2 separate regions of the Mus musculus genome follow, and region 2 is linked to region 1. A link is a loop called in an ENCODE intact Hi-C map of the cell type or tissue named here. Cell type or tissue: left cerebral cortex. All regions are shown on one strand.

What was found. Hi-C counts contacts between places; a loop is a spot of excess contacts. Peaks named below come from ENCODE experiments on the same cell type or tissue, not always from the same donor. Only the 100,000 strongest peaks of a DNase experiment are listed, where the experiment ranks them.
Region 2: a loop joins it to region 1, with 1.9 times the contacts of the local background. A loop is called at or near these places in 4 of 42 quality-filtered maps.

What each region holds. Positions count from the first base shown.
Region 1 is chr3:65,315,371-65,323,370 of GRCm38, forward strand. It overlaps Kcnab1 (potassium voltage-gated channel, shaker-related subfamily, beta member 1), which reads left to right. Exons shown (of 14, transcript NM_010597.5): 8 at 4,049-4,135. Among named protein-coding and RNA genes, the nearest start is that of A330015K06Rik, 17 kb to the left of the region's middle. In left cerebral cortex, CTCF peaks have their summits at 1,562, 2,710 (motif pointing right) and 4,068; DNase peaks (open chromatin) are centred at 1,580, 2,722, 4,061 and 7,298; H3K4me3 peaks cover 208 bases.
Region 2 is chr3:65,104,650-65,112,649 of GRCm38, forward strand. Kcnab1 (potassium voltage-gated channel, shaker-related subfamily, beta member 1) reads left to right here and starts at 4,365. Exons shown (of 14, transcript NM_010597.5): 1 at 4,365-5,343. The coding sequence starts at 5,123. In left cerebral cortex, a CTCF peak has its summit at 4,650; DNase peaks (open chromatin) are centred at 4,024, 4,443, 4,669, 5,172 and 2 more places; H3K4me3 peaks cover 3,729 bases; H3K27ac peaks cover 3,066 bases.

The DNA of each region.
Region 1 (8,000 bases):
AGCCATTATTATTAATTATTAGTTATTACTATTACTATTATCATGTATTCACTTTACAACCCAATATCAGCCCTTCCTATCCTTCCACTTCCTCCTCTTACACATCCTCCCTCCATTCCTTCTTCTCTTGCTATTTTCACAATTCTCTTCTTTTAACTTTTGAGACCTGATTATAACATGTCAACTTGGGGTAGATTTGGTTAAATCACATCTGTTACCTTTGACTTTCCTCCATCTGGGTATTTGGTTCTCTCTCTAGGTTTGGAAAGCTTTTTGTTACTATCTTTTTTAGGAAATACATTAATATCGTCATACATTTTTATGTATATACAAACCTATGTGTGAATCATGCTTATTCCTATAAAACCAGTTTTTAATATACTTTATTTATTAAATGTGTTCTTTGATAACGCATTTTATACGAATGCATTGCATAATACATTCGGGTTACTCTCTCTTCCTCCTCTCCCATCTTCCTCTTCCTCTGTCTAACTCCCTTCTAGCTGCAAGTCGCTTTCTCAAATTCTGGTCCTTTTGTTTTGTTTTGTTTTGTTTTGTTTTGTGACACCCTGAGTTTCACTAAGGCAGTCATGGGATAATGTGTGAGTCACACATGGGTATACAATGAAATATAATGGCTGAGCCTCTCCCAGAGTCCACTAGTAGCCAATAGTTCAGTAGGGAGGGGTAGGGCCCACGAGCCCCTCCCTTATCCATGTTTAACTGATGTCAAGGCGAGTGTTATACAAGACAGCCTCAGCTGCTGGGAAATCACAGTTGCATTGATCGTGGCATACCCAGAAATTAGCCTTTCACAGCCTTTCCGGCTCTTGTATACTTTCTGACCCTTCTGTCTATAACGATCCTGGAGCATCAGAGAGGAGGTAGAGATGTCCTGTTCAGGCCTGAGCACTAGACTGTCACTTTTTCTCAGCATGTTATTATATTTTTATAAGTTTTATCTCTTAAAATTTATGCATATGTATTTGTGTCTGTGTGAGTAGATGCCACATGTGCAGGGAAGAAGAGTCAAGGTCAGAAAGGAGCTAGAGTTACAGGCTATAGATGCCACCCAACTCTGCTAGGAATTGAACTGGGGTCCCTGGTAGAGAAGAAAAGACTTATTAGCTGCCGAAGCCATCTTTCCATCCCCTTGTTACTTTTAGTAAATGTTTAACTCTAGGATTCCGAAACCCTCACTGAAACCCCAAACCTGAGTATCTCTTCTTTTCATGATGTTCTGAGACCCTGCGAGCTTTCCTCATTCCTTTTCACTTTCTTCCTCCTGGATATATTCAAATATCTTGACTTCAAGTTCACTGCCCCTGCTGTTAGGTGGATTCTCTGTGGATGCTGTCAGTTCCCTCTTCATCTGCTCTGCATTTCAGCTCCAGGAGTTGTTACAGGTTCTAAAAATGATTTTACTTTCTGTAGCAAGGTTTCCTGGTGATTACTCAATTGTTTCTCCAGAGATTTTATTTTGTTGTTGTTATGGTTGTTGTCTGCTTTTATTTCTCATTTTCAAGACAGGGTTTGTCTGTGTAGCCCTGGCTGTCCTGGAGCTCCCTCTGTAGACCAGGCTGGCCTTGAACTTAGATATTTGTCTGCTTCTACATCTCAAGTGCTGGAAAAAGGGTGTGCTCCCACCACCACCACCCAGATTCTCTTGTGCTTTTAAGGATCATGTTTCAGTAGGTTATTTCTAATGTATTATCCACCCCTGGACCAGTTCTGGCATACATATACATATACATGTACATATACATATTTTTTGAGATTATAATTATGTCACTTCCTCCTACCCTTTCCTCCCTTCAAACCCTCCTATACATCTTTCCTTGCTTTCTTCCAAATGCATGGCTTCTATTTTTCATTATTTGTTGTCACAAATATATACATACACACATACATACATACATGCACACATACACACAGAGACACATGCATGCATACATATACACATGGACACACACATATATACATGGATATACACAGACATACAGACACACACAAACATACACATATATACATATACACACATATATATGTATATACATATACACACACAGAGACACACATACACAGACATAGATACACAAACACATACACAGACATACAGACACAGACACACACGCACACATACACATACATGCATACATACACACACATACACAAACACACAGACACATGCACATACACATATATATAGTCTTACATTCATAAATACAACCTACATAATGTTACTTTTATGTACATTTTCAGGGCTGTCCATTTGGTATTAGATAACCAATTGGTGTGTTCTTTCTTGAGAAAGACTATTTCTCCAACTCTTGCTTGACCATTACACAAAACAGGATCTCATTAACTCAGACAAGCTTCTAAGTTGCAATCCTCCTGCCTCAACATACTTAGTGCTGGAAGTACAGCCATGTGTCACCATGCTCAGCTTCTCTGTATCTTCTTGAAGTTCACGACTTTCCATCAAATAACTGTTTTGAATTCTTGTCCAAGAGGCCAACATATCCACCACCTCATCATCGGCTTTTGACATCTCAGCTCCCTGGAAGCTCTCGATGCTTGTTAGTATCTGACAGCATCCATGCACTGAAGCATTCGGCGTGTATTCCAGCTGTCACTACTTGGCTTTAATGGTGCCTGGCCTGGGAATTCTAAGAAGGTCGTTCTGGAGCCTGTATTTATTGCCCACGGTTGCAACACTAGAGGGCGCTAGTCCCAGTAAATTCAAAACTAGTGCTGCTATTCTGCTATCCCTAGCTTAGGTTTGTTGCAATTGGTACCGCTGTATGTGGTAGATTAGGGGACTGCCTAGATAAGGTGATCCAATCTCAGGACCGAACACCTCATCTACAATCACTAGCCTGCAGTCAGGAACAACAGGGTTCTAAGCAGCCCTGAGCCTTACCACAAGGGATGCAGCTCAAAAGGCCAGGTTTGGGTGCCTCTCTGGAGCCCTTAGGTTCCTGAGTCCAGTGTAACTATGTTTCCATGGCCTGTCTGGTGATGTCGTCCCTTTGGCTGGACACCACTGCAGCCAGGTACAGGCAATGCAAACTGGAATTTTATGTGACATCCAGGCTTTTCTGCATGGGTGTTGTTCATGGGAAGAATCTACAGCCCCAGCACTGAGTTTCAAGTAAAAGTTCTATACCTCTTTCCATCATACGTTACTTGCAAATAAAATGTCTTTGAACTTGCTGCCTGAGATTGAAGGTGAATAGTGGAGGTAATCCCTTGGCTAACAAGATTGGTGTTAAGTAGTGTCATACCTGATGCTACAACCTTTAGAACTGGTATACTGGCTGAGTTAGCAATTGTGTAAGTGAGAACCCGGGTCCAGCTCACCAATGTCAGAGATGCTTGCCTAGCTCTGGGGTGGATCCAGAGACTCTCTGTGAAGATTAGCCTGGGAGCAAGGGCAGGGTGGAGGAGTCTACTCAGTACTGAATTTCACCCTAGTGAGAGGTTGGTTCAAGTCTCCCTCCCCTCCCAAAAAGTGTCTCTCTCTAGGCCATTTGCTCTCAACCTTTGATCCAAGTGACCCTTTTACAGGGGTCGCCTAAGGCCATCGGAAAACACAGATATTTAGGTTACAATTTATAACAGTGAAAAAATAATCTTATGGTTGTGGGTCACCATAGCATAAAGAACTGTATTAGGAGCACTGGGAATGGTGAGAGCCTCTGTGGTTCTCTAGGCTGTTTGATTCTTGGATTTGGAGGGTTTCCCTCCGGCTTGCTCAAACATCATTTTCCATTATTATACTAAAACCCAGACACTATCATCTTTCTTCTGGTTTAACTCTTGTGAAGGTTAGTCATATGGAAATAACTCCAACTGATGTTTCTGAAGGTAAGCAATTGCTGCTATCGTCTTGCTGTGCCCTGTTCAAGAGGACTCTTGTAATTAACTCAGTGTTTGTTTTTAAGTAAATTCTTGAAAGAAATCAAACTCAAGCACTTTCTAAGTGTGGTCCTATTTGGACTTCTTGGGCCTTTGGTTATATTCTGTTTTCTGCTTCTGCTGCTAGGACTGAAAGGCTCCCTCCAGAGGCTGCAACTGGAATACGTGGATGTGGTCTTTGCAAATCGCCCAGACAGCAACACTCCCATGGAAGGTGAGTAAAAGAATCTAATAAGAAAAAGAGGCTACAGAATTGCTGGACCTAGCCTGAAGACTGTTTCTACTACAGTAAGTAATGAAGTATGTTCAGATTGTTAAGCTAGAATTTAAAAAAATAAAACCTTTCCAATGTCCTTTAGCTTCTGTATTGACCCCAAAAGCCAAGAGACTACTACGTAGGTTTATTTTCCTCCCCGCCCCACTCCTCCTCCTCTTCCTCCTTCTAACTTCCTTCTTTACCTTTATTTTCAGTTTCCTTTCTTGGTTGCAAAATACTCATTTCTTCCAGATTCACTTCACTTTTATGATTTCATCAACTGAAACGATTACGTTACTCAGATAATCCAACCACTGTTTCTGAGGCTCCTCTACAGAGCTTCCTTTTCTATAATGATGCTAAGTCTGATTAGTTTGCAATCCTGCCTGATAAATGCTGAGACATGCTGTGAGTGAGCAGGCATTGGACAGGCAGACCTACTTAATAAGGCTCTTCTTTGCAGTTTGGGTTTGGTTCTCTGCAAGCTGTGCTCCTGTCCCCCCTGTCAGAAAACCACAGCTTGTCCCCTGTGAAAGCCTTTAGAATACTCAAAAAGCCACATTTTCAATTGTATCCATTTGTCAATCTTACCTGGGATGACTGAGAAATAAGATTTGTTCTGTGAAGATTTGTTCTTACTGTTAGATTATGGAAATTAAGGAGAATATGAATGATTCAAGTTCATAGGAATTTTCTAAGTTGCATTTTGTAGATCGTCATTCATTTCAAACATATGTTATGGAGACTATTTGTATTGCCATTTATCTTTCCCAAATACAGAGAAACTATGTGTATATACATATATTTATATACACATTATTATCTGTGTTTACATATCATATATATGTGTGTGTGTATCTGTCAAAACAAAGGCTGTTTGATATGCAGATCATAAATAGTATTAGAGATACTTATTTCAATAATAGCATGCTGTCACACAATTCACAAAGATACATTCAAACAGAGCACTAAAGCCATTTAGTCAGCAAAACTACCAAATAAAATATTGGATTTTAAAAGGCTAATTGTTTCTCCATTTTAAGTACCTGGTGGCTCTTTTCCTCTTTGGAATGGTGTCTGTTACAGTTACACCATGTACATATAGACAACAGCTGAGTTTGTCCTCCTACCTATCCTGCATCCTACTTTACCTTTAATTTTAGGGATATATTGTAGCCCCTCAATCAGGAAATATAAGCTGCAGTATAGCTATAAAAAGAAAACCATATTATAAGGGCCTCTCAAGTGAAAAGGATACAGTATGTGGGTAAAAGAAGGAAATTCTCCAGCCATGTGATGCTAACAGGTTAAGTGTCTCTTGTATAAATACCAATGGTATGTTGAAATTTAGTTAAGAAATTTCCAAGTATTTTTTTTTTAAAGAACAGACTGCTATTCCCTGATAGAGTCTGTAATGTAGCATTATCTAACCTCTCCTGAAATTGGAGAAAATTACGTTTTTCCCTAAGATTTTCAAATAAAGTTCTACAAGGTAAAGTGGGAAGCTATATCATACTTAGTCATTGTACGAAGAGTGTTAAACAATGGGTATTTCCCACCTACTGAGTAAGTCACAAAGCATAGGCCTCTGTAGCTCCCTTAGCAGAGATTACCACCTTGTACTGGAATGCAGTCCCTCCACCTCTCCCTGCTGCCAGCCAGACACCACCCCCAGCAGACTACCAACCCTGAAGTTTCCTCTGCCTTGGGTCTAGTGAACAGGCGCTCCAGGCTGTTCTCAGGAAGACTCACCCCAAATGGTTTCCGTGTAGCTTATTCTAGCTTTCTGATAAAGTTATATTCCATAATTGCCTATAATTTATAATCACTTATTTATAGATCAAATAGAAATACCAGAGTCCGATTCTGGTTATGGACGCACAGATTGTACAGTCTTTCCTGCTTTACTCTAACAAGGCAAGGGCTGGAATATCGAAAGAAAAAAGTGAAGTACAGAGACAAGATGACTTCCTCAAAGTGCAGGGATTGGGGATATACCTGAGTTGTTTCTAGACTCTGTGTTAAGATTCAGGCTGGCAATGAATGTGAATCCTGCATGCCTGCACATAAGTCAAAGTTATACGGGCACATTGCGGTTTACCTGGGAGGATGACTAGTGCTCCTAAATGCCTAGGAGACAGGCTGAATATTACCAGAACTACCCTTGGAACCTTTCGGTAACCGCTAGTCAGTGTAACTCTACAGCCCTTATTCGGCTCTTCCAGACAAAATGACAAAAACATCTTCAGGTATTCACCCAGCCAATATCTTCAAATAATAGCAGAAACAATCTCTAATACCATTCACCTGCTTTTATTATCTCAGTACATCACAACTTAGTTGGACCCATTTCTATTTGCAATTAGTGACACAGCAGTAATTACCAAGCATATATTAATTGCATGTGTATCAATACGCCAGAGCTCAGCATTTGTAGATCCTCATTCATTCCAAACATTAGAATTCTCATCGGTGAAGAGGCTAATTCTTTTAGAGAGGCTGAAGCAGCTCTCCAATGAAGCAGCCCAGCCAAGGCATCAATAGCCCCTCACTGTTGCCGATTACCCAAAGGAGAGGAATAAAGCAACCAGCATGAAACACTGGGTGGCTTCTAGCCACCAACTCTGTGAGTGTCAAGATCATCTGTGTGCACGCTTTGGGTAGCTCAAAGTCACATTTCCATTTCAAGCTGTTAAAAATGCCATGAATCAGTGCTAATTGGGGGTGTATCTAAAATAAACCAGGATGAGTTTTGGCCAACTTCTGCATATCAAATTTCAACCAATTGAGCCAGAAAAAGATCAGTCATTGCACCTTCTTCACCATATATGGGCATCGTGTATCCCTTGCGCCGTTGCTACCCATCCCTGCCATTCTTGCCAAAAATCAAAAGACGAAAAGCAAGTTCTATCAAGAGAATGGTGGTAGTTTCCAAATGTGCAGTCAGTGGAGGAAATCAAAGCACTTCGTTTGCGATCTGCCACCTGACAGAATACAATTTGGTTTTGTGCTGACAGGAAAATGTGACAGTAGAGGGGAGCACACGCGCGTGTACGTTTTTTTCTCTCTGTCCTTCTCATTATTTTTCATGGTTCACCTAGTAGTAAGGCATTTTTCTTTCACAGCAGCTGCTGGGCCATCTGTCTCTGCTATACTATCTGCCAATAGTGGCATGGTTTCCAATCGTAGGGGAAAAAATCAGCCCAACATCCTATGTCTTCCTTCCTATGAGGATACATCTCTCCTTAGAACCACTGAGAGTCCCTTGTTAATTCTCTCACTTTCATACGTCAGTATCCATTTCAAATTCTTGCCTTGAGCTCAGAATAAGGGAAGGCTCACGACAACTTCAGTCACTCTGCACATGGATTGACAGAGACGTTGTGTCCCATGCGGGTTTGGAGTTGTTTTTCTGCTATTGTCAATTGCAGGGTAATTCTCCAGGGAGAAAGCCATTGAACACATTATATCATTGAAGTGGTGATAGATGTAAAGTGTGGACCACTTGTGACTAATGGCAAAAAGAAGAGGCACTTTAATATATAGACTTTTAAGATTTATTGACAAAATATGATGATGATTTTTCAAGTTAAATTACATTTTAGTAAGAATTTGATTTTAAAACATGCTTGAAATCAAGTCTTTTTCATGTAGAGCTCATTGCCAAAACTAATCATCTAGAATTCCTGAATCATTAAGTATGATGTCTATACTAATTACTGTTCACCTTGTTCATGTTCCTTTTCTTGAGGCTTGTATAGCCATTGTATTAGTCAGGGTTCTCTAGAGTCACAGAACTTATGGATAGTCTCTAGATAGTAAA
Region 2 (8,000 bases), 210 kb before region 1:
GCTGTGTTCAAAGGAGGGGGTATGTGAAGTCCTTCTGAAGTGAGGAGCTATATGCACAGCAGTCCAGAGGAAGGCTTCTTCAGTTACAACCGAACTCTGCCTGTGTCATCTGGAATGAGTGCTTCCTCAACCAGAGAATGCAGCTCCTATTGGGCAGTGCCTCTGGAGAGCCACATCCTTATGTCACTATGCCTCTGTGAGGAAACCAAGGTTCCAAGAATATAAGCATCCTGTTCAGTAGCAAAGGAAAGGGAAGAGGCAGAGGAAGAAGGAGCATCATGCTTAGCTGCAACTCGCACATCTGCTGTCAAGTCTCCAGGGTGGTTCTAGGAACTTTGAGATGACCATGAAAACAAAAAGCCCTGGGATACAAATTTTACACCCTGTAATCTGCATTTAAATATCACTATTACCAAGACCCAATATGGTTGATTCTAGTGCTAAAACTTGACTTCTAGGTAATAAATAGGAACCCATTGAGATCTTAGCCAAACTAAAGAGTATACAGTACTTTAGTCTTGTGCTATATGACTTTAGGGATAGAGTCATGACATCTACAGAACACACGCAGCAAAAGGTCTTCAGAATAAAGATATGTAGACACATACACCCCACCCCACTCCACCCCACCCCCACAAGTGCTTCAGCTGAAGGAAAGGAGTGAGAGGAAGCTGAAGGCTACTCCTAAGTTACAGGTGAGATGTCATGACTGGGCTTTGTCTACTGGTGTGGTGCTCTCTCCACTGCTTAAGGATGTCTCTGATTCCCGTCTTAGGGAATATGAGCAAGCGCTTCAAAGGAAAATCAATAAGCAAAGGAGATCAGTAGACCCAAGGGAAATGATGAAATGTGCCTAACAGCTGCTACTACTCCAATAGAGACTTGTTTTGTATAACATGAAAGCAGAAAGGATGGGGAGTGGGAGAGAGGCAGTAAAAGGGTGTTTGGAGGTGACTGTTACCACACTATGTCACAAATACTTACGATGACACTTACTTCTTTTTATAATTAATGTTTGCTAGTTAAAAAACAAAAAGAGCAACCACATAGAACTTTGCATGACTTTATGAAGCAGAATAAAGGGATTGCATGTGGGTCTTTCTCCAGGGTACATTTCAGCAGCCCTTCCTAGAGAGCAGATCTATAGATTGCTTTCTACCTTTTGGTTTTTATGACAGAGGTATGCTGTGGTCACTCAGGCTGGGCTGGAACTCACCATTCTCCTATAGAACATTAATGACAGCTTGGGATGTGTGGAGTATATCTAGTGACATTCATTGTGACTAATAATGACATTTAGAAGCTTAAATGTTAGTATGCTCCAATAGTTTCTTATGAATATTATTATAGATATAAATTATATTTCCTGCCTGTATTAAAGCAGCCTTATACAATAATGTACTAGAAGCTGAATAGCTACAGGAGAAAAAAATATTTTCTCTTAGTTCTATGGACTGAAAGTCTGAGATCATAGTAGCAAGCTTGGCCTCTTCTGAGGACTCTGCCCTGGGCTGGTAAATGGTCCTCTGTTCTGTGTCTTCACGTGTCTGGCCCTGGTTCTTATTATAAGGACATGTGTCATATTTGGTTGATGCTCAAACTTATGGCCTCGTTATACTTATGATGTCTTAAAGACTGTCTCCAAATACAGTCACATTCTGACACACGGCGGCAAAGACAGGGCCTCTATACATGAAGTTTGGGATGAGATAATCTAGCCCATAACTATATCTATACATGTATATGTGTGTATCTATGTAAATCTATCTATATGCAGGTTTGTGTGTCTATTTAAGCCTGAAATTCTCATAGTGTGTGACAGTAAAGGAACATACATTGTAAGTCTAACTTCCCCAGCTTAATTAGCATGTGGCCTGCTAGCAAACTTATTAGGAATGGGCACTCTACAGCCAACTGTTATTTAGCTTCCAGGCTCCTGAGAGCGACTGGTCCCTTAATTCTGGGAAGTATGAGGATGTCTGGGGAAACTATGGGGCTGCTGCTTGCCTGTCAGAGTGCCTGTGTGGTATCAGAGATGAAAGGCTCACTGTGGTCAACAAGAAAGAAGCCTGCACTGTGAGCATCCTCTGGCCTCAGATCTTTGATTCTCTATGAGGCATGTCCCAAAGGTTGGGACACTGGACCACACTCAAGAGGAGCAGAGGAAACTGTGGGGCTACCATTCACTCCTTTTCAGTATAACTGGCTGAGCTTCCAAGTGAATGCACAGGATTTTCTTTGGTGGTTGTTTTTAAAGAATGGAGTTTATCCAGGAAAAGGCATCTCCCCCATCCAACCCACCTTCCCCTCTCCCTCTTCGTTATTTCCTCATCACCTCTCAATTATTTATAGATTGAGCACCTGCCATAGAACAAGCAAGCACTCTGTGTGGTCCTATTGGGGTCAGAAATGCTCTACTTTGTATGTCTTGTTCAGATAACCTTTTCCCTGATCTAGGCTATGCTGTGCTTTTTGGCATTTCTCTGCTAGCCCCTTAATAAAGCTAAACACCACACTGGTTAATATATCCAGGCCTCTTAGTCCATCCTATAAAGCCAGCAGCACTCTCAGCTGAACCCCTGCCCACCTCCCCTCCCCCAAAGCCAGTGGCCAAGTTAAAGTCCCTGGTTCCTGACCCCTCGGGTCTGAAGGGCATCACCTCCCTCTGTTGTTCCCAGCCTGCTTTTTTCCCACTTTCCTTTTCTAAAAGCTCTTTCTTTTGATTCCTCCCACTTCTTCCTCTTCTCATTTTGACTGCTTTCCCAATTCACGTTGATCATCTCCGATGAGCTGGCTTAGTGTGCAAAAATAAAGGTTCCTATGATCTGCTTCCTCTCTACCCACTGTTTATTCCAAAGATTAAAGAAAGGTACGTCCCAGTATTCCTGCCTGGGTGAAAAGAAGAGGTGCCCACTTAACCCTGCCACCCTCAGTCATCCTAAATATCCTCTGTTAATGAACATACTGATTTTCCTAAGGGAAAGAGTGAAAATATATAGAGGATCAAGAATTGGATGCCACAATGTGGTTTAAATCTTATCTTCAGGTTCAAAGTTGTTAAGAGTAATAATATCTTGAGTGGATCTCAACACAAGCACAGAGTCTCCTTGAGGATTTCACTTCTGCAACTTCATTTGCTTGGGCAGAAGTGGCCAGAGCAGCTGTTTTATTTATTAATTTATACAGGCAGGCTATGTCATCCGTGAACATGCTTCCCTGTACTCCTGATAATCAGATCAGACCCATGGGTCCTGCCACAGGGGAGTCCATACCTTTGGGAGGGCTGTTGAGTCTTCGTGTGCTTCCTGAAACTCTGGACATTGTCATGTGTCCCAGTAGCCAAGTCAGATTATAAGAGAAGCTCCACTGAAGTGTTGTAATGGATCGAAATGAAGAAATGTTCTCCAGGCTCCTGAAATTCATTCTTTTTTCATTCTGTTGTGCTTAGTGTGGGTACCACTCCCGTGGACACATAGAGTATGATTTTCAACATAATCAGTCTCTGAAGACCGAGTGCTTTGTCCTTCCCACCCAGATTGCCTGCTCCTTACGAACTGAGACACAGCTTCCTAAATTTCCCTCCATATTGATCTCTATTGCCAAGAACAGAGATGGATTCACAAATAGCGTTTGTTGTTTCTTCCTCCTTGACAGTGGGGTCTGTTGGGGATCACATTTAGAAAGAAGCTTTTGGAGAAGATATAATTTAACCAAATTCATAGGACGAGTTATTTCTCTCATACTTCAAATGGAGAGATGAATTATCAACTAATTGATAGTTTGGTCTGAGCAGGTTTCTTGAGCAGTTGCTCTGAATGGAACATCCAGCCAAACAAGAAATGCATCTTATATGGGTTCAGGCTCAGCTCACAGAACTTCTTGCTGCCCATCCCTGTGGCCATGACAATATATATGGATCCTGTTACTTTCCTGACCTGTTTCTCCCCCATTGCACCTACCCCCACCTGTATCCTCCAGCGGGGAGGACCCATTGCTCCCTGCAGCATCCCAGACGTCTCTACTCTGGTATTTTAAATAAATTTGCAGTACGTTAGCAGACCCCACTCCATCCAGACTGCACTGTGGCTTTTCAGGAAACTTCTAACTTATCTGCATAAGAAATAACATGCAGAGGGGATATGAACCCTGACAAGGCTAATATCTGAATTCCAAGCTGTGTTCCAGCAAGTCAGAAGAGCATTCACGTGTTAATCAGTAGTGTGCTGTTCTCAGAGCACCCCACTCAGCCTCCCCAACTCAGCCTTTTCAACTCCTGCGCTGCAGCAAAATTTGGTGGCATCTAGGCAGAGCCCCCTGATGGAACAGCCCTCCCAGTCCTGTTCCAGTAAGGAGTGGTCACAGTGATCTTTCCTTCCCACTGCACACAAAGGCAAGGCGCTCCTTAAAGGGACCTCCCAGCTCTTCTATGCAGTCGCTAACCAAGTAAGTGCTGGCTCAGGAGACCCAGCTTTTGCCCGAGGATGAGTGGGGAGGGGTCTTGAGAAGCCTCCACCTCCGCATTCTCCTAAGCACAGGAGCGAGGTAGTTGGCAGGCATAGTGGATGGAGACCACGGGTCCGCGGGGTCCTGCTTGCTGTGAGCTGCTTCTTGGGATGCTCCTCTCCAGTTGAGCCTCCTGCCTGTGATCCAGAGGGTGCTAGCAGCGCATCTTGCGGTATGCCTGCGTTGCTTTGAGCCAGCGCCCAGAAACCAGCCCTCTGCATTCAGGCACCTCGGACTGGCTCCAGGCAGGGCTGTGTGCAGTCACCATGAATGCTCAGCTCTAGGCTTCTGCACCAGCCTCCTGACCACATGGATCTGGCTGTTTAATCAGCCGAGATCACAGCCTGGGAAGATTGGAGAGGCTGATTCGCGCTCCAGCTGCCGAGGCAACTTCCAGCTTGGCTGTTTACTTCTTTGGGTCCCGGGGACTCTGTCCTGCCCCTCAGCCTCTTCTGCCACTGTGTGGGTCCTGAAGTCAGCTGCTGGGACTCCTCTGAAGGCATCCAGGAAGGGGGGCAAGAGGGGTTAAAAGACAGCCGAAATCCCCCCAACTGCTCACCCTCTGCCGACCGCCTGTGTTGTGGGGTTCTGAGAGGACCTTGCTCTGTCCTGGGAAGCAATGCAAGTCTCCATAGCCTGCACAGAGCACAATTTGAAGAGTCGAAATGGTGAGGACCGACTTCTGAGCAAGCAGAGCTCCAACGCCCCCAATGTGGTGAACGCAGCCCGGGCCAAATTCCGCACTGTCGCTATCATCGCTCGCAGCCTGGGGACCTTCACCCCTCAGCATCACATTTCTCTCAAAGAGTCCACCGCAAAGCAGACTGGCATGAAATATAGGTATGGTGAGGTCCCTCTGCCCGGGGTTTCTGTGTTCTTTGACGGTTCAGCCAGGCAGTTGTTCCTGTTTGAAAGTGACTTAACTCAGCGCTTGTTTGCTTAATTTAGAATTCTCAGGTGTTTGCTTTGAAATTAGCCTTTTGTGGGGGGAGAGCTGAAAAGGGCCAAGCTGCTGTGCATGCACAAGTGCGATCTTTAAGATGTGGCCCATTTTTTTATATTCTAAGTGTTACGAACACCTTAGGACCATAATGAGTTCCAGAGAGCGGAGAAAACACACCTAAGAGCTAGGAACTCTTTTCTACTAGGACAGTTTGTCAAGAGCAGAAGTGTTTGTCCTGCTTGATGCACAGGCTGTCGATTCTACGCTTATGCTTTTCAGAATAGTTTCCCATCCCACGCTGCACTCTTCCCTTTGAGAGACCGAGGGAACATGTTAAGCCCAGCTCTTATTAAGGAAGGTTTGTGGTAGCAAGAAACACCTACAACGGTGTTAGAGACTGAACACTGCTGTACTGAAATCTAAATTACTGCCTGAAGTGAATGAAGTGCGACTGTTGTTAAATACAGGGGACCAGCTTTTCAGTGCCGGTGAATGTCTGTGTCCCTGTCTCCTGTATCACAACTGAATTGGTTGTTTTCGTAGATAGAAATCTTCCTGTAGTAAAAACAGTTCTCCGTTCCATAATGCGATCCCTGCCACTTCATTATGTTTGCTTTGCATCAGCACTCTGGCCATGGGCTCCGTAGCCCCGCTGTAGTTCCTCTGCACTTCTCAGTATTTAGGGACCCAAAGAAGAGCAGCAGCTGACACATCCTCCGAGGTCTTCGGCTCTTCTCATTTGCAGGTGTAACTGGTCATTGTTTTCCTTTTTTCTCTCCCTCGTTTGCTAGAGACCAGATTTTAGGATAAGATGGATGAACTCCGGACAATTAAAATACTGTACGTTTAAGATTGTGCTGTCTGTATGAAGTAAGCCGTTAAACTTCTCTAGAGAAGTTGGCCTTGATGAAAGTTTATCTGCAGATTTAAGGGAAGCCTCCCACTGCAACAGCAAGTCTTCTTGTCCTTCTGATGTTTTCAAGCCACTGAGAAAGAAAACCTGTCAACAGACTGGGAAGCCAGCCAGAGCAGTAGCTCTGGGCCACAACTGCAGGGTGAGGGCAAGCCACCAAATGAACCCCCTGACTGTGGTCCATTCCCTCCAAGTGTCAGCATTGTGAGCCCTCTTCTTTCCTTTGCTTTTCTGATGGACAGACGGCCCCATCCAATGACTTCTCCAAATGAGACCTCGGTCTCTAGTTCTCTGGCAGTTTCTGTGTAGCTGCTGTGGCACAGATGTAGCCTTAGTCCTGTGCATGGTAGGTGCTGCTGGGCCAATAGCTAAGCTGCTGGGGGAGATAAGCTGTTGCCTCCTGGACAGAGTCCAAGAGCAAGACACATCAGGGTGAGGTGGCTCCAATGGGGGCCTGCAGAGTTTGAGAGAACAATAAACAGTTTTCCCCTAAGGCAGAAGTTTAAAAGTCACACCCCTCCTGTCTGTGGTCACACCTTCATAGTTGTCTTGCAGGGGATTGTCATGGAACAGTTTGGTCTTACTGGGCTATTGCAGTCAGGGGCTCTCTGTTAAGGTTTCCTATCAACACAGTTGAACTTGGATTGGACTGTAACTGTCGAATTCCCCAGAAGGTCGGTGTGGGAACCACTCATTTGGATGTCTCTCCTCCCTTGCAGCTAAGCACAGCTCTTCACTAACAATCATCTGGGTTCTTCAGCACTCTTGAGTTTGTGGTAACCAAACATAATGGTTCTTTTCCACTCCTCTTCTCATTCAGAGCCACTCCATCGAGGACAGGTGCTTTATGTATGTGTGAATCCAGCTCCCAGCTTTTAAATTCTACTGAGACTGAGAGACATATAAGACATGTGAGAAAGTGCCATCTGCATGCCAGGCTTTCTTAGGTGATAGAGGAGTGGGACAATTACTGTGTGCTTGCCCAAAATAGTGGGAATATTTTTGTTGCCTGAGTTATGTTTTTGTTACATTGTTTCATCTAGAATATAACATGAGTGCACTGAGTGATTGTTAAGAATAAATAGTAAGTGATTTTGTGCAATAAGGAATGTGATTGGCTTGTCTACAGAATCTGGGGAGAGACTGGTGGAATGAGCAAGAACAGTAAATTACTGGTGACTTATGATTATAATGCTCATATTCTTGAAGACAGTTTCCACATTGGAGCTTTTAGTAATAGTCACAAAATCCTGAGGGGAATTGGAGGTCGGGAGATCCAGGAATCTTGTTCATCTATTCCTTCAGAATCTGAAGTGTCTGCTAAACAAAAAGTTGTCATAGGAATTTTGTGGGTTGAAACAGTATTCATTCAGTCAGTAATAATGTATCGCCCACCTTCTCTATACACCAGAACTCTATACACCAGTCCTCAAATGCAGAAGCCACCAAGGCTTAGGAAATAGCTTCAAGTTGGAAAAAGGTACCATAATTAGCAAGTAGATATTGGAATTTTCTGTTGTGACACACTCTTGTAGGCCTATGCACTAAGGGGATACTCCTATTTGAGGCAACCAAATGTGCCTTTGTCTATATGGAGTGATTATCCCGGCCCGAGGGATTCAGTCATTCGTGGGTGTGAGG